3 separate regions of the Mus musculus genome follow, and regions 1 and 3 are each linked to region 2. Evidence: chromatin loops called from intact Hi-C (ENCODE). Cell type or tissue: heart. All regions are shown on one strand. Each heading gives the region's core, and the rest is flanking DNA. Links, peaks and the distances in the headings are about the cores only. Region 1 has its middle 19 kb from the start of Gm40101. Region 2 overlaps Bcl9 (B cell CLL/lymphoma 9). Region 3 has its middle 30 kb from the start of Gm40101.

The links. Hi-C counts contacts between places; a loop is a spot of excess contacts. Peaks named below come from ENCODE experiments on the same cell type or tissue, not always from the same donor. Only the 100,000 strongest peaks of a DNase experiment are listed, where the experiment ranks them.
Region 1: a loop joins it to region 2, with 6 times the contacts of the local background. A loop is called at or near these places in 2 of 42 quality-filtered maps.
Region 3: it touches region 2 in a loop (2.0-fold over the local background); 2 of 42 quality-filtered maps call a loop at or near these places.

What each region holds. Positions count from the first base shown.
Region 1 is chr3:97,306,821-97,315,216 of GRCm38, forward strand. No RefSeq gene overlaps it. Among named protein-coding and RNA genes, the nearest start is that of Gm40101, 19 kb to the right of the region's middle. In heart, for the core only: a CTCF peak has its summit at 3,540; no DNase peak of the experiment used is centred there; H3K4me3 peaks cover 1,821 bases; H3K27ac peaks cover 1,704 bases; H3K27me3 peaks cover 1,148 bases.
Region 2 is chr3:97,197,813-97,206,208 of GRCm38, forward strand. It overlaps Bcl9 (B cell CLL/lymphoma 9), which reads right to left. Exons shown (of 10, transcript NM_029933.4): 10 at 5,850-8,165. The coding sequence ends at 7,048. Among named protein-coding and RNA genes, the nearest start is that of Bcl9, 25 kb to the right of the region's middle. In heart, for the core only: a CTCF peak has its summit at 4,284 (motif pointing right); DNase peaks (open chromatin) are centred at 4,389 and 6,229.
Region 3 is chr3:97,295,950-97,304,345 of GRCm38, forward strand. It overlaps a transcript of Bcl9 not described here. Among named protein-coding and RNA genes, the nearest start is that of Gm40101, 30 kb to the right of the region's middle. In heart, for the core only: a CTCF peak has its summit at 4,182 (motif pointing left); DNase peaks (open chromatin) are centred at 1,322, 1,732 and 2,172; H3K4me3 peaks cover 3,482 bases; H3K27ac peaks cover 4,186 bases.

The DNA of each region.
Region 1 (8,396 bases), core at 243-8,242, 110 kb after region 2:
GCTGAAGTCTGAAGAAAATGTTCCATGAGATGTTACCATTGGTTACTTACTCCTGAGACTCGAGCTATGTAGATGGGTATGAAATATCAGCAATGACATCAATAGTGACCATCTTATGTCATCTGCTGACCATGTGCCAAGTGCCATCGTCAGTACTTTATGAATCTCATCTTATTTAAAATTTCCAAGAACCGTTATTCCCAGGGTGGAGAAATGGCTCTTGGCAGAGAACCCTAGCTCAGCTCCTAAGTCGGGTGGCTCACAACTGTGTGTAACACTAACTCCAGGGAGTCTGACTCCCTATTCTAGTCTCCTCAGAAACCTGTACCCAAGAGCTCCTAACCCCTAAGTCCAGACATGCACACTCCTGCATAAAACTTTAAAATAGAACTAAAACTTAAAAAGAAAAAAAGCAAAAACTGCAGGCGGTGGTGGTACACGTCCTTTATCACAGCACTCAGGAGGCAGAGGCAGGAGGATTCCCGGGTTCAAGGACAACCTGGTCTACAGAGTGAGCTCCAGGAGATCCAGGGCTACACAGAGAAACCCTGTCTGGGTGGGGGTGAGGGAGCAGCATTACCTTCATTTAGCAATATGGAAAGGGAGGAAAGGAAACCTTGTGTGTCCAAGATCACACGATGACATTGTGTGTGTGCCCACAATCGCACAATCAGAAGAGCCTGAGTGTCAACGGATTCTGAGTCTCGTGCTTACCTTCTTCCACCACACCCTGTTTGGCTGTCTTAGGTTAGGAATGCATGTCTTGTTGTAGAGTTTCTTCTTTTTAAACATTGACCATCTGTTGTTTTTATAGTTAGGAAAACCATATAAAAATTAAAATTAATTATTTCTATTAGCTAGAATGGTCCCTGACACCCAATAAAGACAATGATAGTAAGGAAGAGGAAGAGGGGGAGGAGGGAGAGGAGGAGGGGGAAGAGAAAGAGGAGGAAGAGGAAGAGGAAGAGGAGGAGGAAGATGAGGAAGAAGAGGAGGAGGAAAGGGGGAGGAGGAAGAGGAGGAGGAAGAGGAGGAGGAAGAGGAGGAGGAAGAGGGGGGAGAAGAGGGGAAGGATGAAGAGTATGGCTTACATTTGTGATCCAGAAACTTCTTTGCATTCCAGTTCAGGAAAGGAGGTATCTGGCAGATTGTTAGAGCTTTTATTATTTCCTTTTACCTCCAGGTTCCCCAGAGATGGGCTGGACTCTGTGTGGGTCAGGGGTAGACCATGACACCCCAACTTCCCGTTCCTGAGGGTTAGGAAAAATCTATCCTCAATCCTGCCTTCCACCTGCTCCTTGCAGTTTCAGGTGGTTAGAGAGTGTGATCGAATGGGCCAGACAGATGGGCTCAGAGCCTAAGCTGAGTGCAACTCTAAATCTGGTCCTGGCACTGATTAGATTGTGACCCTGCTCTGGTCCCTCCCTTGTCACAGCTGGGTGCATTTATCCTTCCTTCCCCAGTTCCACTTTGTGCCCCTGGGAAGTCCTGGCTGTTCCACTGGCAGACATCTTCCAGCCTGAGAGACTCTCATGGAAGATTCATTTCTTGGGGCTTAGAGCTCTGCCAAGGAGAGGTGACATATTAAGCCAGTGACACTATGGCAATTTAATTCCGTGGACTTAGAGCTGAGAGTCACCTAAAGTCTATAGCCCCATTATTCCTGCGTCTGAGCCCATCTTTTTCTTTTTCCACCAACAGAGGGACATGCGTCCCTGCCCTGGTCCCAGCAGCTCTTTTTCTCCCTGTACTCTGGATCCCACTTCCCCTCTCCTCAGGGGCCTCTGCCTCTCTCCCACATTAGCATCCTTCTTGGCTTCTCTCCATGGGTATTTAAATGAGCTCAAGTCTTTCTCTTCTTAATTCAGTACAATACCAGGCCTTCTGGGGCCTTGCACCCTCTGCAGAGACTGATTGCCTCACCTCTCTCCTCTGCCAAACTTCTTATAAAGAATTACTTATGAACTCTGATAGACAGATGGGAGAACTTGTAGTATTTAAAGAAGACATATGTTTATTGGAAAGGAAAGGCCGGACAGCCCAGAAGTTGGTTGAGGTTTGGAAGGAAAAAAAGTGAAATGTTCCTGAAGACAGACCTCCTTGCTTCATTAACGGTACCTAAAAAAAATCACCGTGAACCCCTCATGCCATACGGTCTGTCCAGCAGGAGGGATTTGGGTCCCTGTTGTGAGTAAGCTCACTACCGTGGAGGACACAGTCAAGGACCTAGTGTATACCCATCTCCAAGCTGTCCCAGTATCAACAGGGGCCAGGGGATGACTAAGGCTTAGGGTTCTCAGATCCTGAGAATCCCCATCCTTTGGGCACATATCCACAATGTCCATTCTCAGAGGACTTCCCAGCAAGCACTCTTAAAGCATCCTTCATGGACTGTGGGCATAGCTCAGTTGGTAGGGTGCTTGCCTCGTTTTCAGGAAGCCTTGGGTTTGATTCCCAGGACTGATTAAGTGGTGGCCCAGCCCTGTAATCAATCCCAGCACTGGGGAAATGGAGTCAGGAGCAGGAGGAGTTCAAAGTCATCTTCGGTTAAAGTTTGAAGCTAGCCTGAGCTGCATGAGATTCTGTCTATAAACTACAAGCATTGTGCCCTGCCAGTGATTCTGGTGCATGATAGAGTTTGAGACCTACCAGGGTAGGCAGCAAGGATGGCTGTGGCTGCAGCTCAGGCTACTGGGGCATTTGGCACTTGCATTTGGTTGTGATCTGTGATCGGTGAGGTAGAACAAAGGCAAGAGGCTGGGCGACCCGGAGAGTAAACCAGTACAAAGAGGCTGGAAGGCACTTGCTACCTGAAGGGTAAAGGGAGGGGTGCTGCGGGGTAGAGATGGGGCGTGGGAAGCACAGACATCCTGAAAAGCATCGTCAGGACGCTCGGAGTCCCAGCTATCCTCCGGGGAATCTAAAACCGTGTCTCCCCCTTCCCATACACTTTTAGTTCTTTTCCCTCCCCTCCTCTTACAGACTTTCACCCCCCCGCCCCTCCACCCCCACCCCTCCATCTCCAGAGGTGAGGCTCACCCCATCCTTTGATCTCCCCAGCTCGGATCCAGGATGGCATTGCTTTCCCTGCCTCCTCCCTCAGTGTCTCCTCCTCAGAATCCGCCCCCTCACCACCGCGACGACGGAGGAGAAATTATACATCACTCCTTTGAGAAACGGTTCCTAGAGAGGTTACATGATTTGAACAAGTACCTACTCAAAACATCAGGGGAGCTACACCTGCCTTTCACATTCTGACAGTGCTTGCCAGGAATTCATTCAGCAGGAATCAGAGGATGGCTTTTTTTGGAGCAGGCTTTATGTGAAGTTACACGGGGACCCAGTGGAAGGGAAGGCTCTCGGCATGGTGTGCCCGGAAGCAGCCCCCCCGGTGGGACGTCCCTTCCAAAGCCCAGAGGAATCCTTTCAGGTGGTGCAGCTCTGTTTTCCTGTGGGATCTCCTCTGAAGCCTGAGCCTTCACTGGCACCTGTGGGCTGATATTGCTAACACCCTATTCCCTGGAGCGACATCTCCCTCTGTGGGATGGGGGAGGGCATGAATTCACTTGCAGGAAGCTTGCTTTTCTCTCTTAGAGGCTTTCTGTGAGAAGGCCCAGGTTTTCAAACTGACCTCTAAGATTAGTGTTTGCTCACTTTCCTGGGCTGCCTGGACCTGTAAACTGGTCACATCAGAACCGTGCCACAGAGTCCTGAGAGGGCCAAGGGCGAAGTGCATTGTGGGTTCTACCAAAGTAAACTCCATGCTACCACTAGAGAAATATCTGGATTGGTGTCCCGGCCCCACTGTCCTCTTTGCACATCACCAGACCTTATTAAATGCTGTTAAGGAGTTCTCTCAAAATACAATCTTTATTAATGGCAGTGCGGTGTTTTGGGGTATAGAGGATATTCACTTCGATCCGCCACCCCTGTTCACTTCCTTGGGTTTCTTTCAGCCTCTGCCTTCTGCACACTGCCTAGCTTGCTCTCTACAGCTGTGAGAAACGCAACAAGGGCAAGCAACCCCGGCAGGAACTTTATCTCATAAAATAAGAATCCAGGTTTATTCTTACAATTTGTGGTCCATCATGATGGAAGGCAGGGCAGGAACTCAAGGCAGGAACTCAGAGGCAGGAACTGAGGCAGAAGCCAAAGAGGACCTCTGCTTGTTTGCTTGCGTATGACGCATGTACTCAGCCTGCTTTCTTATGTCACTCAGGAGTGCCAGCCCAGGGATGACACCAGCTCCGGTGGGGTGAACCCTCTCACTTCAGTCCTTAATCAAGAAAATGCAGGCGGGGTTTGGTGGGACACACCTTTATTCCCTGCACTCAGAGGCTGAGGCTGGAGGATCTCAGTGAATCCAACGCAGCCTGGTCTCCCTGGTGAGTTCCAGGCCAGCCAGGGATACATAGTGAGACCCTCCTCAAACAGGCTGCTCTCAGCCCAATAGGCTTCTAGCCTCTCAGAGCAGGATCACATTCTGGCCACCATTCTCACACTGAATACCAGGGTTGGCCTTGGCCCCCAACTTCTCTCAGGAGCTCATGTAAGTAAAGGAGGAGCTTGTGTTCAGGTGTAGAGTTGCAGGATTGTAATCCTAGCATTTGGGAGGCGGAGATGGATAGATTGAAAGGGGAATTCAGAATCAATCTGGACTACACAGCAAGTTCAAGGCTGGTCTTCCGCAAATAAAACCTCATTCCAGAAAAGCAAACAGTGGGACTGCAGCATAGTGGTGTAAGGCCCTGTGTTTGTTTTTTGGTAGAACACACGTGCACACGCACACGTGCACACACACTGGCACACGAACATGCACTCATGCACACAGTCACGCATGCATGTGTGCACACACGCACATAGATACATACGGGCACACACAGAGACATGCATGCATGCGCGTGCGCGCGCGCGCGCGCGCGCACGCACGCACACACACACACACACACACACACACACACACACACACAGAGTCTGTAAATGAATGTGTATATATAAGTGTGAACAAATGAAGGGATACCCTCTTTGCCTTAACTGATCGTTGCAGTTAGCTGTTTGCGGGTATAATCATAAACAATCCTGCCTCAGTATCTAATGGATTCTCTCAGCAAGAGATTGTAAACCCAAGAGCCAGAGCCGCCTCCAGCCTTCCTTTTTTCTCACCCCGCTCATGCCAGCGCTGAGAAACGGAGCAGACCAGTAAATACTTCTTGAAGAATTGCACCCGCCCCTCTGACCAGGCGTGGAAGTAACTGTACCGAAGAAATTGGTCTGGTGCATTAACAACCGGTTCTAGCTGGCCCGCGTGCTGCTTCACAGCGCTGCTTTTCTCCTGTTTGCTCTTACTCAAGTCTCAAGTCTGTTTCTATAGCCTGCGGCTAAGCTGAACTCGGCAGTCAGCTCGGCTCCCACTCGCCTCATTCAGTTCGTGCCAACAGCAGTTTTCCTGGGGAATCTTTCCTTCCCTCCGCCCCCACCGCCTGCGCCTGCGCTGAGCCGGATCTGGAAGGCAAACCCCTGGCTTTGTCATCATCCTGCAAGGCTGGAAAGGTCGCAGTGACTCCAGACATAACGGGGATGGCCTGCATTTTAGTGTGAGCTGGCATACAGCTGCTTAAGAGGTGGCTGCTAAAATGTATTCCCTACATCTAAAACTAATACTACTCAGTAGGTTACCGGAGCAGGCTGAAGTGTGAAAGTTGAGAATATTAGAAGTCAACATGACACGCGGAGCAGTTCTCTGGAGTCTGCGCATTCTTACAGCAGTGACACTAGCTAAAATACATAGCCAGGTATATATTTTTATGTATGTAAGAGTTTTGCCGGCATGTATGCCTGGTCAGAAGGTGGCATCGGACACCCCGGAACTGAAGTTAGACATGGCTGTGATCCACCATATGGGATCCTCTGCAAAAGCAGCAAGCCCCCCTAACTTCTGAGTCATCGCTCCAGCCCCAGCTATGTTTTTTGTTTTGTTTTGATTATTTGTTGTTGCAGTTGTTTTGAGACGGGGTCTTACTGTATTGTATATCCCTGGCTGGCTTGGAACTCTCTGTGTAGATCAGGCTGGCCTTGAACTCACAGAGATCTGCCTGGCCCTGTTTCTCAGGATTAAAGGTGTGTGACACCACAGTCAGCCAGCTGTAGTTTTATGTATTTTTATTGAGTGTTTTAAGCCTCAGTGCAGCCTCTTAGGGCAAGCGTGCTGTCATGGTTGCCATTTTACCAATTAGGAAACGGAAAGATTATCTACCCTGTAAAAGAGACAGGAAATGGCTGAATCCTAGCACTTAAATATTTGTGTGTATGTGTGTGAGTATGGCTTGGAGGCATGCCTTGCACTTACTGCTGCCATCTCTCGCCTCCTTTCCCATGCCTTCCCCTGCACAAAGTTGAATTTAGCTTTGGTAAATAAAGGCCTTCAGGACCAGCAGGATCTCTGAGGGAAACAAGTCTACCACAGCCACCGCTGACGCTGGGAATTGCTGAACACATCTCTGACTGACTGAGCACTTGTTAACAGCACCCAAACTGCTTGGTTACTCTCCTTTCTACATTTTCCCATCAATCTGTCTGTCTGTCTATCTAATTCAAAGCCTCACTTTCTTCACAAGGGGAAACTTCTGTCTTGCCTTCCTCTCTGTGGGTTTCGGGGAGTGAGGTTGGTCTTGCACACCTCTCTTTTCCTTCAGTGGCCTGGCTCCTCTAGGATTCAGCCCTCAGCTTTTCTCAAACTCATTGCCCAATGGTTGCCGTAGAAACCCCCCAAGGGTCTGGTGGTCACATGTGCAGCAGGAAACTCAACCAGGTCTAAGCTCAGCAGCAGTCAGTCCCCATCTTGTCAGGATCAAGCCAGATGGCTGCTTACCCTTCTGAGTGGGAGCCTTTGTGGAAAACAGGAAGGATGGGGCTGAGTGGTCTGTCTCCATTGGCTGACAGCAGGGGGTTCCCCATCAAGTGCTGGGATTGGAACCTGAAAAAGCAGATGTGGACAAGAGACCCCCAAGTGCAGAAGGCAGGCTGAAGATTCCTGCCTGCTCCCCTCCCCCATAGCTGTCTCTGTCTCTCTGTCTCTCTCCTTTCTCCCTCTCCTCTCTTCCCCTCTCCCCCTCCTTCCACCTCTCTTTCCCTCTCTCCTTCCCCTTTCTCCTCTTTCCCTCTTCCTTTTCCTCTCCATCTCTCCATCCCACCCTTTCCAGTCCTAGGGCTAGGACTTGAGAGATGTCTAAAAAGATTGGTAGCTTTGCCTTTAGTGAAGTGTTCCTGTACCACACAGATGTGAGCTGTCTTTGAGGGAACTAAACCAAAGCCCCTGACCCCATTGATATTAACTAACACAGCCTAGTTTAAATAACTCCTTGTTACTTCAAGAAAAGGAACACTGTCTGTGAGTAACAGAGGCATGGGCAGTTCAACTCAACAAAGGTGAAGAGCATGCATGGCACACCAGCCTTGAGCTACACAGCAGGGTTCTTTGAAACACCTTCATATGCGGCACCAGAAATCCTGGGTTTGATTCCTGTGCCCTGCTATTTATTAGCTGTGTAGCCTTAAAGGAGTCAACCCATTTCCAGACCTCTGCTTCCTTCTCTGTAAAATGAGAACACTAATTCATTTTTCACTTTTAAAAATGAGTGTATGTGTGTGTGTGTGTGTCAGGGTGGGAGTGAGAGGTACACATGGAGGCGAGAAGAAAGTATCAGTTCCCCAGAGCTGCAGTTACAGGCAGTTGTGTACTACTAGCTGAGAACTTTACTCTGGTCCTCTGGAGGTGCTCTTAACCAGTCCCCAGGCTCAACTTTTGACTGAGTCTGGTTAATTTGAATTTTCCCCAGAAAGGAACTTTGCTTGGGGAATGAGCTGAGGATGTAGCTAATTTGGTAGAGTGCTTGCCTAGGAGGCATGAAGACCTGAGATCAAACTGCATAAACTGGGTATGACAGTGTACACCTGTAACCCTAACATCTGGGAGGTAGAAACAGATAGATCAGGAGTTCAAGGTCATTCTGTGTTACATAGGAAGCTTGAATTCAGCCTGAGATACATGAAACTAACCTGAGGGTACAGGCTTACTGCAAAAGAGAACCTTCTGAAACCATATTTTTTCCTCCATATGGTTTGGTTCCATGGAGCTTTCCAGTAAGACTCTGAGCAGCCAGCCCCTAACCCTTACAGCAGAGGTTTCCAACCTTCCTAATGCTGTGACCCTTTAATACAGTTTCTCATGGTATGGTGACCCCCAACCATAATTATTTCGCTTTGTCTTCTTCTCCTTCTTTCCTCTTCTTCTTCTTCTTCTTCTTCTTCTTCTTCTTCTTCTTCTTCTTCTTCTTCTTCTTCTTCTTCTTCTCCTTCTCCTTCTCCTTCTCCTTCTCCTTCTCCTTCTCCTTCTCCTT
Region 2 (8,396 bases), core at 110-8,109:
ACATTCTCTCCATCATATACTTATATACAATAATAACTTCCTTTAAAATTAAAAGCAATATAACTAGCACCATGTGATAGTTGGAAACATGAGCTAAGGTGATGGGAGAGAAGTGGGTGAGTTTAAGATATATTTTGGAAATAGACACAAGAGGATGTGACAGTTTGTTAAAAGCAAAGGATTAATAATAACATTTAAAAACCAAGCTGGTGCTTACCTGTAAGCATCTTCATTACTGGCTAGTTTTCATGGTGATGAGTTATACACATTGTTGAAGGAGAAAAGTAAGCCTCATTCTTGCCAAGTTATGAACCCTGCAAACTACAACTGACCTGACAAGATATGCCTGCCGGGACAATAGTGGTGTGAATTCTATGGGAATAACCAATTGATTTCTGAGCGGATCTAAGACATGGAACCTATATCTGGCACCATTAATGGAGACAAGAACCTGTGGCTAAATAGGTCATAGGCCCTAGGGAGAACCCCATACTATTAGTCTGCTAAATGGACATAGTAGTAAAACAACTCCTAACAGTTACTACTATGCCTATAAATCAGAGTGTCTCTCAGACGTCATCAGAAAACCTTCTCCTCCCAGTAGATGGCAATTAAAACAGAGACCCCCCCCAAACCGACCAGTGTACAGAGAGTAGGAGGCTGTGGGGGCTCAACCCTAAGTTAGACATAATATATCACACCTCTCGTCCCAAAGCTCAGAGTCCTTTGAGGAAGAGGGTGTAGAAAGATTATAGGAGCCAGACAGAGGTGGTCGGGAGCATCAAGGAAACAGTATTTTCCCAGATAAAACAGGGCCGGTGCACATACTTACAGTGGTTGTGTCAATATGCCTAAGACCTACATAACCTCCAGCCAGACAAAATCCCAGAGTGGGCGGGGGCGGGGCCGGGGCCAGGGCGGGGGGGGGGGGGCCAGGGGGCCGGAGTGGAGGGTGGGGAATGGGGAGGAAACACCAGGTATCTCTACCACCTGAGGTCTACTGGCATTTGGTAGCTTCTGGGAAAGAGAGAGTCACTGTTTGATGTGTGGCCTCTCTTAGGTCAACCACACACCAAGGCAGGTTCCACTCTCTAGCTAGGCAACACAAACTGGGCTTGAAGGAAGAAAAAAAACAACAAAAAAAGAAAAGAAGAGAAGAGAAGAGAAGAGAAGAGAAGAGAAGAGAAGAGAAGAGAAGAGAAGAGAAGAAACAACATTAAAGTTGGGAGGAAAAGGATAAGAGAGTGGCTATGGGAGGAGATGGGGGTGACTATATTCAAAATACATTGTATGATATTCTCAAAGAATTAATAAGCATGTTAAAAAAGAATGACTCCTGCATGAGACTCGGGGGGAAGACACACTGTTTCCTGTAATGGGAAAGTGGCATCATGGGGAAATTGGACAGTTAAGTTTAAGGTATCAGGGTGACTCGTGTGTCCAGAGCTTATGCTGTGCAGACAGCTTAAAAACTTAACTGCTATCAGCATGCAGAAGGCATTTCCTAGTTGTGACTGGGCAAGCTAGAACAGTCAGAAGAGAACCTTGCATGTTTGCTGATGGAATGTCCAAGGAAAGGAGCAGTGAGGAAGCCAGGGCTCTTCCTCCATAGAAGGCACTTAAGGCAGCCTTCAGTGCACAGCGGGAAGGCAGATGCTTAGATCACAGATTGATTTGTGGGTGTCTCCAGGGTAAGTCACTCCCTAAGTAGTGGAGGAGCGTCTATGTGGGAAGTGAGAAAAAATGAAGGCCCCTGGAAGTGCGGTAAAGAAGAGAAATAAATACAGGCTCCCCCGGAGACTTTAATAGAAAGAGCTTTCTGCTGTGGTAAATAAATAAAACAAAATCTTGAAAACGTAAATTCACACTAATTAATTGAATACTGGTTAACAAGAGAAATGTAAATTGTATGTCTCCACCTGTGCTCCAACAACCGGAATGGGCAAGAAATGCAGGGGCTGCTTCCCAAGCAAGGGTTTTGAAAATCTTCTCAAAGCCACATAGAATACCCCCCCACCTCCGTGCTGTCCCCAACACTAAGCACCATCCCCCACCCCCACCCCAGCAAGCACAGCTGGACTTTACTCTCCCAGCAGGACTCTAACTTCTGCTTTGACACCCTGGGGCATCTCATAATTGTTCAGGGGCCCTGAAGAAGTATTTTTGCAGAGACACCTGTTCTTTTGTGCTTGGTGAGATAACTCAGCTTTCCCAGGCTTTAAATCTGTGTGAGGGAGGCAGTGACTTCTGCACCCACCAGGGCTTGTAGGCTTTCGGATACTCACCTTCTCTAGCAGTGTGGCTTCCAAGCACGGTTAAGTACTGAGTCGGAAAGCTAAGAGCTGAAGTGTGGTCACCCACACAGAGGCAGAAGGCACTCCTGTCTGACAGGAGCCCTGACAGGCGCAGTAGGCAGAGGAAAGTACCTTTCATTATGATCCTTATAGTGCAGCTCCCTGTATTTTCCCGGTTAGCTCCCTCCAATAAGAAACGTCTACAAACTAGATTCTGCTCATTATTCACGATCTGCTTTAAATGTGTTATTTTTGAGTCTACCAAGAAATTAAGGTTCTAGTGACTTTCTTAAAAATAAGTTTATGACTTTGAAACAATTACAGAAGAACTAGGAACGACAGAGTCAATACTGATGCAGAACTTAGGAAATCTGCCTTTTTAAGCAGAGGAGAGTAGCTTAGGGTTGTACATGGGTGTTTACCCGTCTTCCCGTGGCTCCCTTCCCCCACCCAGCCTGTCTCCCACACTCCACTTTATGTACTTCTGAAGCCAATCCAATTACCTGATTTCCCTGCTTAAAACGTTTTACGTATGGTGCTGGGCATCAAACCCTAGCCTTGTGAGGTCAAGTAAGTTTAGGACACTACCTGCAAGGCTTCCTTGCTTAAAATTTAAGTTCCAAGTCCTAGAGGGCCACACCAGGCTCTGCGTGATCCAGCCCCTCTCTCGGAGCATTTTCTCTACGCCTGTCTTCCTTCAAAGAGGCTCTTGCTGTTCTGCTCTCTTCCACCTGTCTTCCAGGAAGCCTCCCTCCTTCCAGAGTCAGTTCAAAGATCACCCTTCGTTTGAAGAAACTTCCTTTCCGGCTGCTTGTTCTTTTCTGTTCCCACTTCTCTGCAGTAGCCACCAGGTCGTATTGTAACCGACTCACAGTTTCTTTATCCTGGGCTCAGCACAATCCCTGACACACACAGTAGGTGCTCTATCAGTGTCGGCTGAGCAAATGAATCTTCCCCTTAAGGCTAACTCCCTTCTCCTTTCAGCACTTTCAAAGCACCCAGAAAAGGAAGAAAAAGAAACCACTAACACAGGCAACATTCAAATGCAACACAGAAGCCATCTTTCCCAGGGTGCCTGGAGCTGCTGCTAAGAGAATAATCATGGGAGCACGACCCATACCGCTATGGAGCACCGTGACTTTACTTAGCTACCACAGTCACAGTCACCTAAATAGTCTGTGGAGCCCAGGGAGAAACAGAAGCACGGGACCTCTATATCGAGAGTGCTGAAGTGATAGCCCCCTCATTGAACTATGCTGAGGCCCCATCTAGTCTACCTGAACAGGTGATCCATCCCAGAAGCCAACCTTGACAAATGCCATTGAACTGAATTTATAGCATTATGTGACAATGAGGAAGGATGGGAGAAAAGGATCAACTGTTTCAAAAGCAGCTTCAAACATTGAAATTGTTTACAGATTAGCTTTAGCCTGGGGGCATAGAGCTTAATCGTAGATCACCCATGTTTAATCCCTTTGTTTAAATTTCTCATGCCACACCCTACATTAGAAGACTAAAGTTATATATTTGCATATTTCCATTTCTAGCTATAGGCTTGTTTTAGATCACATTATTTTGGAGAAAATGCTGCACGGTCCTTACCAACCCTTAAAGCCAGCACAGCACCGCACCCCACTTAGTCCTGAAAGTAACAAGCTATGATTTCATTTTCTCCATGAAACCCAAACTGTTTGGGTGGAGAAACTAGCTGAGCCTTTACTACGTCACTATCCCATCTTTGCCCCTCCTTATTAAAAGCATTACATTGTTAAGTTTTCCATGCACCCACACTCAATCTCTCAAAAGTGTGATTTTTATGTCGATCCTATTAACTTACCAATTACATCTAAAGCTCACATAAATTTGGCTTAGCAGAGGTTCTTGGGATGGACTGCGGCTGAGGGATGCTGATGAGGAACAAGGAAGGCTTCCAAGTCCTAAGAAAACATAAGAAATGGGAAGGCTGACCTGCGCTACTCCAAGTTCTCCAGCAGGGGGCTGCAAGGCAGGAGTGACACACCCATGGTTCCCCAGCAGGCTGTGGCTGTCTCCACACCTCTTGCTGCCCCTCCAAGTGAACACTGGCTTTTAGATCAACTCCCTCCCTACCTGGGCTAGTAGCCATGGGACCCAATTCCACGGTGACTGCAATGCCAGTATCAGCAGTAAGGTGTGGGGCTGCCCCAGCCCGACCAGCTGGCCTGTCTCTTGGGGGTTTCATCTCACGTTCCTCATGCTTTTTACCCTGTTCTGTGCTACACAATTCAGGGCCAGAAACATCAGAGACCAGGGCAGCTACATCCATGAGTCGTGATCATGGATTCCGGCCTACTGTCTCTATGACACAAAATGTGTTATCCAGTATCAACAGAGTAGATCAAAATAAGTCTCTTCTTAAACTTGTGGGCTCTACTACCCTGACCGTAAAGGTGATTATCGTATATTTCACAGATCCTCTTAAGGAAAGCACACACCAAGGGGACTGGCAGCGTGGATCTCCCAGTGTGCACATCCACTTTTTTGTTGTTTGGGGCTCCTGAGCAGACAGACATGACAGGCGAAGATGAAAGCAGCTCTCAGAACCATTTGTCAGAGAGAGAGAGAGCCACATTCACAGGCAACAGTGTGTGAAACAGCAGCCAAGTCTAATTTGTCCAGGTCTGACTCCGCACCTGCTGCTCCTGGCTCAGCATCTCACCTGAGAACAGACATGCACACAGACACAGCATCTCACCTGAGAACAGACATGCACACAGACACCCTCTTGCTGAGTTCCACGCACAGACAACTCAAAAGGAGTACACTCACCAGAACAAATCAGCTGTGCAGGGACACAGCACCGAGTACCTCAATGCATGACTTGTAGGATAGACATCAATGTGTTGGGGAGCCATATGTGGTTAGCAGAGGTGACCAGGGGCAGGCTGGGGTGGAGGGTGGGCAGAAAAGACCACAGTCGCATGGACAGTCAAAACACAGGATGTGTAGGTGTGGTAATATTTTATGTCAGGAAGATCCAGGGAGGTCTCAGAGCTTATTTAAATAACTTAAGATCTATGTTGGCCTTCCTAGTTGATTTATACCATTTTGCTGGCTCTCATGAAGGAACCTAACGAAGGCCAGCTCTTGCTCTAGAGCAGTGGTTACCCTCCCAAGGGTCAGATAACCCTATCGTAGGGACTCATTTAAGACTGTTGGAAAACAGATTCATAACAGTAGCAAAATTAAATGAAGTAGCAACAACAAAGATAATTTTACTGTTGGTGCCACAATGTGAGGAACTGTGTTAAAGGGTCACTGTGTTAGGAAGGTTGGGAACCACTGCTCTAGAGGGGAAGATCAGCTGTGAGGAAGGCTTGCTTTTCTGCTGTGATGGATTCCAGAGAAGGGAGCAACTCTACAAGGAAGGGTCGCTGACAGCAAGGTATGCTCTCAAGAGTGCCCCTCTCCTTCCCCATCTCTACAGCCAGCTCCAGTATTAGGACTCCAGTCATATAGTAACCAATGGCCCTGATACGAAGTGAACAGGAAGCCAAGGCACAAAAAGGCAGTTCTGTTTTGTAAGAAACAATATATTTATTTTTCTGACACCACAGCTCTGGTGAGTGGTTTTGTACCAAATTTAATGAAGATTACACAGAACGTTTCACGCATGGGAAGAGGGAGGGAAGGGAAGGAACACAAAATTTAAAACAAAAACAAAATCCTGGATAGCTTTTAGCATCGGTTCCATTCCCACACATTAATAAAATTCACTTGGGAATTCCTAAGAAAAGGAGAACAAGAAACAAGGCGGGCAAGGAAGAGTACACCAGGGCGGGGAGGGCAGGGAGGGACAAGAGGCCAGAGGGCATCCGAGGCAGGGGCGAGGCTTCAGGGAGAACCCCAGAGAGCCTGGGTATTGCAGCTGCCAAGGGGAAGAAGAGAGGGGAAAGCAGAGGGCCACCAGCGGGGTCACAGGAAGGAAACACACGTAACCAAGGAACTGAAGGAGGAGAGAGAGGAAACCGTGAGGGCGGGCAGGTTGTACACTGGAGACAGACCGTGCTGAGGAGCACGTGAACCGAAGAACAAACGTCCCAAGCTTCAGTATTTTTAAAAAGAAAAATGTCCCCCCTCCCCCCACCCCTCGCTGAACTCAGTTCCTTTTTTTGTGCTTTTCGTTAATACTCTGCTCTGAGGTCGTAGTTTGGTTTTTCTATACACTGGAGTTGAAAGAAAATAGTCCAAGGTCTGAAGATGGATTCTCCATCGAAAGTAAACAGCCCAGCATTCCTGTTCTCCTCTTGCCCCAAAGACTAAAGTCTCTGCTAAAATCCCTTTTACAATATAGTACAGTACACACATACACACAAAATAAAGCCCAAATCAAAAGTAAAAAAAAAAAACCAGAAAAGAATCCTGGGAGAAGCCAGTCCAAAGGACGTAAACACAGAACGGTGCAACACATGACCGATGGCAATTCTCAAACACGGCTACAGACTCCCAAAAGTAGGTGCCGTCACGGGATCCCCATGTCCACAAAAATAATTTTTAAAAAATAAATCTTAAAAAAACACACCTGTTGATTAAATGAATAATTTGTTTTCCGGTAAATCCATACATTCTTGGTTCCCTCCTCCCTCAAAGCAGCCCCGGGTCCCTCTTCTCCTATTGCATGACCAACAGTAAGGACTCCTGGAACTCCATCAAAGCAGCTCACAGGACCTGGAATCTCATCTTGACAAGGATCGGCACATCCAATCGTAGCAGCTTAAAACATCATGTTTCCTGGGTTACCAGGTCCTTGGCTAAACCCACCCATGCCCACATCAGCAGCCATGCCCCGGGGCCTCATTTGTGGGGGAATCATGATGTTCTGTTGGGGTCCCATCATGCCTTGCATGGACATCATCATGCCTGGAGAACCCACAGGCCCTGGGTGGGTATAGAGCCCAGCAGGCCCCCGATCCTTGCCAGGAATCATGCCCACAGCAGCAGCTGGATTGGTCATCAGGGTGGCTGGGCCGGGCACTGTGGATTGTGCTGGTGACATCATCCGGTGGTGAGGTCCCATCATGCCTTGCTGGAGAAAGGCTGGTGGTCTCATTGGGTTGTGGCCTGGCATGGATGGAGATGTACCAAGAGGAATGTCTGGAGTTCCTACTGGCCCGGGGCCTCCCATGCCAGGTAATGCTAACCCCATTCTTGGGGCTTGATCGCTCATCATCCCCTGCATGTGTGAAAACCCAGGCCCAGGACCTTGTGGCTGTTTGCGGCCGGGGACTTCCCCTCGAGGGAAATACTGCAGTGTCTGGCTGGGCTTCTCCGATGGGATAATGCGGGAGAGATCAAACTCAGGTATTCCGGTGGCTCCAGGTCGGATTACCTCCTGCAGATCTGGGTCTGTAAACACGGAGGGCATGCTGTTCCCCAGGACAGTGAAGGAGTCAGGAGCCCCTGGGCCTCCAGGCTTGCAAAGTGCTGGATCTGCTGAACTTTGGGGCAGGTTGCTGGGACGACCAAGGGGTCCTTCTCCTGGGAAACCTATCCCTCCTGGGAAGTTACCTTGTCCCCCAGTGGGGCCATTGTGAGGGAATGGAACCTGCTGAGGAGGAGACTGTACTGGAGGGAAGCCCTGGGGGAAGCCCATCCGTCCTTGAGGTACCATTGGAGGCTCCTGGGACCCATGTCCCATGATAGGATTGTGTGACATCAAGCCAGGCCCCATTGGGACCCCATGAGGAGGTATGCTGGGTCCCATGGCATTAGGAGAGGGCATCTGATTGGAGTGAGAAAGTGGCTGGGTCATTCCCATCGGGCTGAGGGTTGGCATCGGAACCACAGGGTTTGGACCTGAAATTCGAGGATTCTGTGTATTAATGCCCATTCCTAGAAAAATAAAGACATCAAAGGAATCAACTCAACCAAAAGCAACTCGCAAAAATGATAATGAATCACACATTAGCAAAAAATTATTATGCATCAAATGTGCATTGTGTTGGGAAAATACATATACGCTGTCACCAAAAGTTTGTGACACTCTTGGAGGCACACAGTCCAGTAGCACCAGGAAGCAGACAACATATCACCAAGCCTTTAACTGTATGACTAAAGATAGCA
Region 3 (8,396 bases), core at 173-8,172, 98 kb after region 2:
CCTGCCAGATGGAGGCCCCTAATGCCTTTCCTCCTCTCCCACACCCAGCATCTAGGTTTCCAGGCCTCTGTAGGAAGAGCACACATCCTCTTAGCCAGGGATGGCTCTTTGCCTCCATCTCGGGCTATCACAGACCATCTGAAACATTTGAGTTAGGATAGAAGGGGTCACAGCCACTCAGACCTCCACAGACTTCTTTTTTGAACAAACAGTAAAACAGAGTCACAGAGAACCTAAAACCAGGCAAGCAACAGCCCCCCCCCCCCCAACCCCTCGGGAATTTCAAGAGGGCTGGAACCATGGAAAGGCAGAAGAAATCCACAATTCAAAAACCATAAGCAGACAGACATTTTTTTCCTCTTCCAAACAATCATGTGAACGATGGGTGTTAGATACTGATTTCAGCCTCCCTTCCTCCCAGTTCTTGAGACGCCACTTTAAAAAAAGCAAAAGGTTTTATCCACAAAAACCGCCGGAGAAGAAACCAGCCGTCACATTCTTACCCCTCCACACTGATATTTACTCTCCGATAAATGGCAATTGTAAATAAATCTCATTTAATCTCTAAAAGCCACAATAAAAATCTTTAACCTCCAAGGTAGTTTACAAATGTGCACGCACACCCTGCCAGCGCCAGGAAACACAAGGTCTTGAATAAAGAGCTTTGACGGGAGGCACGGTTTCCCTTTGAGAATCTTATATTGACCTTTAAATACATATATATGTATGATGAAGGAGGAGAAAAGGGAAAACCCAACCCCTCCCACTCTATTCTCTCTACAAATCGGCCAATAAATCTAAGGAAAAGATACAAGAGAAAAGGACAGAAGCCAACAGGTGGAAAGAGGGTTTTTGTTTCATTAGAAATGGGCAGACACTTGATCTGTGCTCGCCTGTCTGTTTGTCTCCCGGTGTCATTAATGATGGTTTTATCGTCATGACGGCGATAATCAGGAATAATGGTCACACTTCCACTTTGTGATTCCACAGCATTGCCAGCCAGAAGATTTCGCCACACAGTTACATAGAGTGGGTTGCTCTGTTTGGCTTCACCCCTGGGAGGCGTGCAACATCCCCAGTCAGCTCTCACAGATTGGGTAAACTGAGGCCCGGAGAACCCAACAACTCCTTTATAGTGTTTCAGAGCAGAGAATTCCCCGAAACTGGAAAAGTTTGTGGATGTCTCCGGGCAGTCCTCTCTCTCTCACCCTTCTGGCCGGCCATGCCGCTCTCTTCCTGCGAGTCTGGGCTGGGTGATCAGGACTGGGGTACCTCCCCTTCACTATGAGACACGCCAGGGCAGTGTGTGGGAGGTCCACACACACACCCAGACCCACAGGCATACTCGCACACACAAAGCGCCATGCAATCTCTGCAGTCACTGAGTAGAGCTCCAGGCAGCCTCGCTCAGCCTGCGAATGCACAGCGCGGGGCTCCCAAGGCCTCCTTGGGCTCCGGGCTGGGGCTTCTCTGAAATAGGGCTCTGCCCCTCTCTTCCTCTCTTCCAGGCTGCTTTCCCTCTCTCTTTTTTTGCCTCCCACCCTCCACCCTCCCATCCTCCTCCCACCCCTCTCCTTCCACCCCTTCTCCCCCCACCAACCCACAGGCACAGATCGTGTTACTGGGGTTCCCTGGAAAGAGGGGCCATCCCCCAGCTCTAAGCGTCTGGCAGAGACTTCAGGGGCACCGCAGCAGCTCCTATCGCAGGACCCAAGCGCTCCTCCTGAGCAGCGCAGGAATGAGACCCCCACTTCCCAGCACCGGCGAGCAAGCTTGCCACAGAAGAAGGAATTGTTAGAGTGCTTACCTTTTTCATGAGCAGAGATTCTGGAGAATCATTGCAGAAACTGGAGGGGAAGTGAACGAAGACAAAAAAGACCCTTTTCCAGCAATCCCTGGCCTCCTGGTATCAAGACACCAGGACAACATCAAAGCAACTTAGGGGGAACACTTTAGGGGCCTATTGTCTGCTCTGGTCTGATCTGTTTTTCTTCTGTCTCCCCCTCTTGCTGCGGTGACACTTGGTACGGCCCAGGCATTCATGCCAAGTAGCTTTCACACATGGAAGCTTGTCTCAAGCAATTGCTGACAAGCCACAAACAAGACATTCTCCCTCCCTTCTCCGCACCCCCCCTCACTCCTCCTCCCCCCTCCACCTTTCCTCCTTCCCTCTTGTCTCCCCTCCTCCTTTCTTCTGAATGCAAACTAAAACTCTCCAGTGACAGGCAGGCTTGCAGGCTTGGCCTAGCTGCGCACGCAGACATACACACTCACTCTCTCACACGCACTCACACTCACACTCGCTCACTCGCACGCACGCCAGCAGCTCGGCTAGTTGCTGCTGCACTGGTGGAGTTAAGAGACAGGAAAAGGCACAGGCTGAGTTGGGGGCAGGGAGAGAAAGAGGGAGAGTAAGATCCGAAGGAGCTGTGCCCTAGCAAAATGGCAGTAGAGAGGTGAGCCCTTTGGAAAGCCAGCAGTGGCCACACACGTGTGCACACATACAGACTCAGAGGCAATCTGGCCTCAGAAGGAGTGGAATAAACGACCCAGAAGGGAAAAAGCCGAAACCCCTGAGCTTGGGCTTAGGGGAGTAGGGAGATGCCGTGGGTGGACCCAGGGCTAATGTTTGTGTGGACCGGGTTAGGTATTTTGTATATATATTTTCTTTCTTTCTTTTTTTTTTTTTCTTTCTACTTCTTCCCCGTTGTTCCCTGAAGGATCTAGTTGTCTTTCACCATGTTACAGAGTGTAGACCCAAGCCACTGATTTTTCAAAAAGAAACGTGGAAATGTGGGAGTCAACCTAACTGTAGGTTCAACTTATGGCCAGATTTTTTTTTTAAGTGAAGCCCCCGACCCCCGACTCCCAACCCCCCACCCCCCGGCCACAACCCAAATCTCAGAGAGCAATAACAAGGAGGAGCGTAGTAACTCGTATAAACTCTGAGAGCTGTGAAGTGTGATGCTGAAGTTACTGATTGCCAGGCTGCTGGAATTTATGGAAGGTGGGCATGAGCTGAGGGGGAGGGGGGGCGGGTGAGCTGTTTTCTAGGAATGAAGGGGAGTGTGGTAGGATAATGAACGGGGCTAGGAGCAAGCAGGAATGTGATTGGTGTGGAGCGAGGAGGTGGGAAGTGGGAGAGAGAGAGAGAGAGAGAGAGAGAGAGAGAGAGAGAGAGAGAGAGAGAGAAGAGTGGCTGAGGCTGCTTTAAAAAAAGGGGGGGGGGGATGGAAGTCCAGACTCTGAGCTATGAACATGAGGAGAACACGAGACAGCAGAGGAAGGCAGGAACTGTGGACCCACAAAGGACGTGAGGACCACGAAGGTTTGTAGACAGCATGAACCCAGGACTGCTGGTGGAGCGAGGGAAGTGGACATGGGTACACACCACTCATATCTCTGGCAAGCCTTGGTGTCTCACAGAGCTAGGCCTACATGGCTGTCCTGGGGAAGAACGGCTCAGCCTCAGCTCTGTTTTTTCATGAAGGTCACTTGGACCCCTTCCCCAGAATCTTCTTCTCCAAAGTGGAAGTGCTGTGGACACAAATGACTACTCCCTTGACAGGCACACAGTAAGGAATAAAGAATGACTTTTCACACGCTTCAACCTAGCTGAATGGCTTGTCCCTGCCTGAACCAGTGACAGAGACATCTGAGCCCTGTCACTCCCTTCCCTTAGCTTGGTCCCTATTATTACTAGTTCTGGGAACTGTATTTTTGGATCCCAATGTACAATCATGATGGTGATAGGAATAATAATTACCTTTATGTTTCTCAACATTTGCCAGAGCATTTATATCACGAAGTAATTTTTATTAAGAGGAACCATTTTCACGTACAGATAGATTTCTTTGTTTTGTTTGAGACAGGATCTCGCTAGGTAGCCCTGGTTAGCCTGGAACTCACTATGCATGTAGACTACGCTGGGCTTAAACTCAAAGAGATCCACCTGCCTTGCCTCCTGTGTATTGGTACACTACATGTGTATTTACACACACACACACACACACACACACACACACACACACACACACCTCACAGCACAGATGGAACTGGATGGCTCAGCACTGGCTACCCTGCCAGAGGACCTGGATTCTTGTTCCCAGCACCTCCATGGCAGCTCATAACTGCCTGTAACTCCAGGTCCAGGGGACCTGATGCCCTCTTGTGGACCCTTTGGGTACATGCATACATATTCATAACTCACCAGACATTATTTTTACATACTCATGTATGTATTCATCTATGCATACATATTCATATACTCCCCACACATTATTATTATACTTTATTTTAAAATAATAAAAATAAATACATTTTAAAATGAGGCTCAGAGCATCTGTGTGGTGCCTGAGAGCAGAATAGAGCAGAAACAGAACTAAAACCGAGCCCTTTGTGACTCCAAAGCCCAGCACCCCCGCCACACTGTGCTCTCTTGCTGGAGGAGCCCTCGGTCTCCAGGGCGCCTCATAATCAGGCATGCCAGACCACCTGGCTGCCCAAACAAGTGCCATGTTTCTTCCTGGGCCATGGGTTTGGATCCTTTCACGTTAGTCCAGGGGAGCGTCTAACCTCTCCCTAACAGGCTACTGAGTCACCCTGTGCTTCTGAGCCGTGGTGACTCACAGCATACAATGAGGCCTCCCGGACAGTAATTGCATAAAGGGTCACCATAACCTTCAGTGACCAGCCACAGACTGCCCTGTAATGGAGAAAGACATTGGAGACCAGGAAAACTGTCTGTCCATTTTTAAACAACAACAACAAAAAATGTTGTTTCAAAAAAATTTTTTAAAAGTAAAAACACCTGCAAAAGTGTGGATGGCGGTAATGACAATAGTAACACACACGAACACACATGCACACACACACACACACACACACACACATACAATATAGATGCATGCACACATATGCATACAATATAAACACATGCACTAATGTGTACACATGTAATACATACACATGAACACACATACACATGTATACACACATATACATATGCATAAACATATAATCACATGACACATGAACACACATGTACATACATAATGCACAGGAGCATACACATATACACAAATTCACACATAGACACACACAGGCATGCATGCACAGATATGAAACAACTCCAGAAGGGATGGACTCTCAGTGCTAGTTTTCTGGATGAAGATGTTGAATGTTCCTAAGTGGACTTCACAGCATCTCTGAGTGCTAAGCACTGTACAAAAGCCAAGGCCCTAGACTCTTGGGAAGGAGAAAAGGCTGCTCGCGCTCCTGTGCTGGTCAGTTGTTCTACTTAGCTTACAGCTCACTTCTTCCAAAGATGCCTTTTTGCCTAATGGGCGTTTGCTACTTTATTTTTCGGTCACCAGAGAGAATTCTCACCAATTACAAATTCATTTGCATAGAAAGCAGTCTTTTTAAAATGCAAATACCTGTGAAGAAAGTAAAGCCAGCAGCCGCTCATACTTCAGTGTGAATTATCTCCTTACTCTACTTTGCTACAAATAGCTAGTTTATATCAAACAGCGGTTCAGATTAGAGGAACAAAATGGAAGCAGGCAAAAGTTTGGGAACTTAGGAGCCTCTGGTGTGAGCAAGGTCTAATGTGGAGGTTGCTTAAAATAACAGAAAGACGAAGAACATCTTTCAGGTGGAGCGAATTTTGAGGGGCTATGGAAAGTGAAGACAAGCTTTTATTAGAAACAAATGAAGACTGAAAGGTGTGTGTGTGTGTGTGTGGGGGGGGATCTAAATCTCTTGGACCTTGCTCTGTACAGCAGGCACCCTGACCTTGAACTTGTGATCACCCCAGTTCCACCTCCCAAGTGCCTGTAGTGGAGCCCTGTGCCCGGTGCAGGCGCAGTCAGCTTCACTCAGCCCTGCAGCCTCGGCTCACAGGAAGAGGAGCCCTTGCTTTATGTTCTCCGTTTGCTCTCCCGTTTTTACATCTGGTACAGGGGATGGGCTCCTCTGGGATCCCTGGGGGACTGGAGTCCCACTCAAAACATGGGGGAATTCTCAGATTTCCAGACACCCCAAATTATAAATCAACCCAAAAAAAGTCCATTTATAATTTGACATCTACCTCCCTGCATAGATATTTAACTGGGGAAAGAATGTGGGGGTCAGACAAACAGGACTTCTTGTTCCTTCCCATCACTGGAAGGAGAACTGTCTGACAAAAAGGAGAGAATGAAGCAGAAAGTTAAGAAAAGGAAAAGTTTCCAGATTTGCCACCCTGAGGAAGTAATTTAGAGGCAGATAGGACTAGAATCCACCTAAGAATGAATATATATATATATACACACACACACATATATATACACATACATATATATATGGCATGTATATAATACATATAATAATATATGGCATGTGTTATACAGAAACACACACACACACACACACACACACACACACACACACGTATTGAAAGTTGGACATGGCTGCTGCATTCTGGGACTGAAAGAGCATTTACAAACCAAATGACCCAGGCTATATTTTTTACTTATAATTTATTACGATTGTGTGTCAGTTGGTATGCATATGTGGACGTGATGTACATGTGGGGCTGTGCATGTCATAGCACATGTGTGGAAGTTAGAGGACAAGTTTGTGGAGTCGGTCCTCTCCGCCCACCTTTAAGTGGGTTTGGGGGACAGAACTCAGGTTCTCAGGCTTTCGTGGCTTGTGCCTTTCCCCGCTGAGCCATCTCCCCAGCCTGGTTTTATTTTGAGTATCTGTGTTTGTCACTTCTCTAAGCCAGTTTCTAGTGGTTGACTAAGCAAATGATCTTTATAAATGGTATAGTGCTAGACAAACTCTAGTGGGCAATGTGAAATAAGAATACTTCATAAGGCCCACCATGGCAGCACAGGTCTTTAATCCCAGCACTCTGCCAGAGAGGCAGAGAAAGGTGGATCCCTGTGAGTATAAGGCCAGCCTGGTCTACACAGTAAGTTCCGGGCCAGCCAAGGCTACATAGTGAGACCCTGTCTCAAACAAACAAACAAACACTACACAGTAGGAACAGCTGTATGTAGACATACTCTTGGTGTGTATCATCCATTCAGTTCCTACAACTCTTGCTTGTAAGTAGAGTACAGACAACAGGGCTGCAATCAAATGCTTTGTTTTTGAAACTTGGTGTCTGTGATTTTTGAACTAACTGCCCAACCTATTGAGCTTTGAGTTTTTCATTTGTGAAATGAGGATATTAATAGCACCTTCCTTATGGGATTATTTTAAGGATGAAATGAGATAATGAATGCATCTGGCAGATTTAGCTCAGTGTCTAGCGCACACAAAGCAATCTGCAAATGTTAAATGTTATCAGGGCTTAGGCCAAGGTCACATAGTTCATAAATATAAGGGACTCACACTTGGCTCTGTTTGACCCCAACCCCCTGATCTTTACTGCTATTTTATCTTGTCTACGTTGCCATAGATTTCTGTGACCACAGGCAACTGTAGAGACCTTAGCTCCTCCCTTAAATTCTAGACGGCAAATGTAAACATTCAAGGAAAATATTTTCTATGTCTTAAAAGAAAGAAACCAGACTTCTCTGTGTAGCTTTGGCTGTTTGGCTCTTCTGGAATGTTCTAGGTAGATCAGGGTGGCCTCTAACACAGAGATTCACCTGTCTCTGCCTCCCAAGTGCTGGGATTAAAGGTGTGTGCTACTACCGACTGGCTCAAACTCATGTTTTTTTAGGCCTTGCAAGTTATTACTTTGTCTTCTCTTAGTTAAGTTATACATCAATAAAGAGCATCACAAGTGACTGAACATGCTGGTGTGGAATCAAGAAGAACCAGGTGTTTGGGAAACCAAGCTACTGTGTCCTCTTCCAGACAGTTAAATACAGAACCATGGTTTATACAGACAAACAAAAAGGTAAATGTTCACTGGGAGGGGGTGGTACACATGTTTAGTCACAGTGCTTTGGAGGCAGAGGCAGAGGGAGAGGCAGAGAGGCAGAGAGGCAGAGAGGCAGAGAGGCAGAGAGGCAGAGAGGCAGAGAGGCAGAGAGGCAGAGAGGCAGAGAGGCAGAGAGGCAGAGAGGCAGAGAGGCAGAGAGGCAGAGGCAGAGGCAGGCAGATCTCTGAGTTTGAGGCCAGCCTGGTCTACAGAGTAAGTTCCAGGACAGCCAGGGCTATACAGTGAAACACTGTCTCAAACACACACACACACACACACACACACACACACACACACACACACACACACACACATACACACACACACAAATACACCAAAAACAAAAAAGAAAATGTTCATAAGAACACAAACAAGTAAGCTAAAAATATGTTTTAAGCAGAGATGCAGACAACTAAGCTCCAGTGAGAAGAAGCAGGTAGAAATACTTCCTTCTGCATAAATGTACACAGCT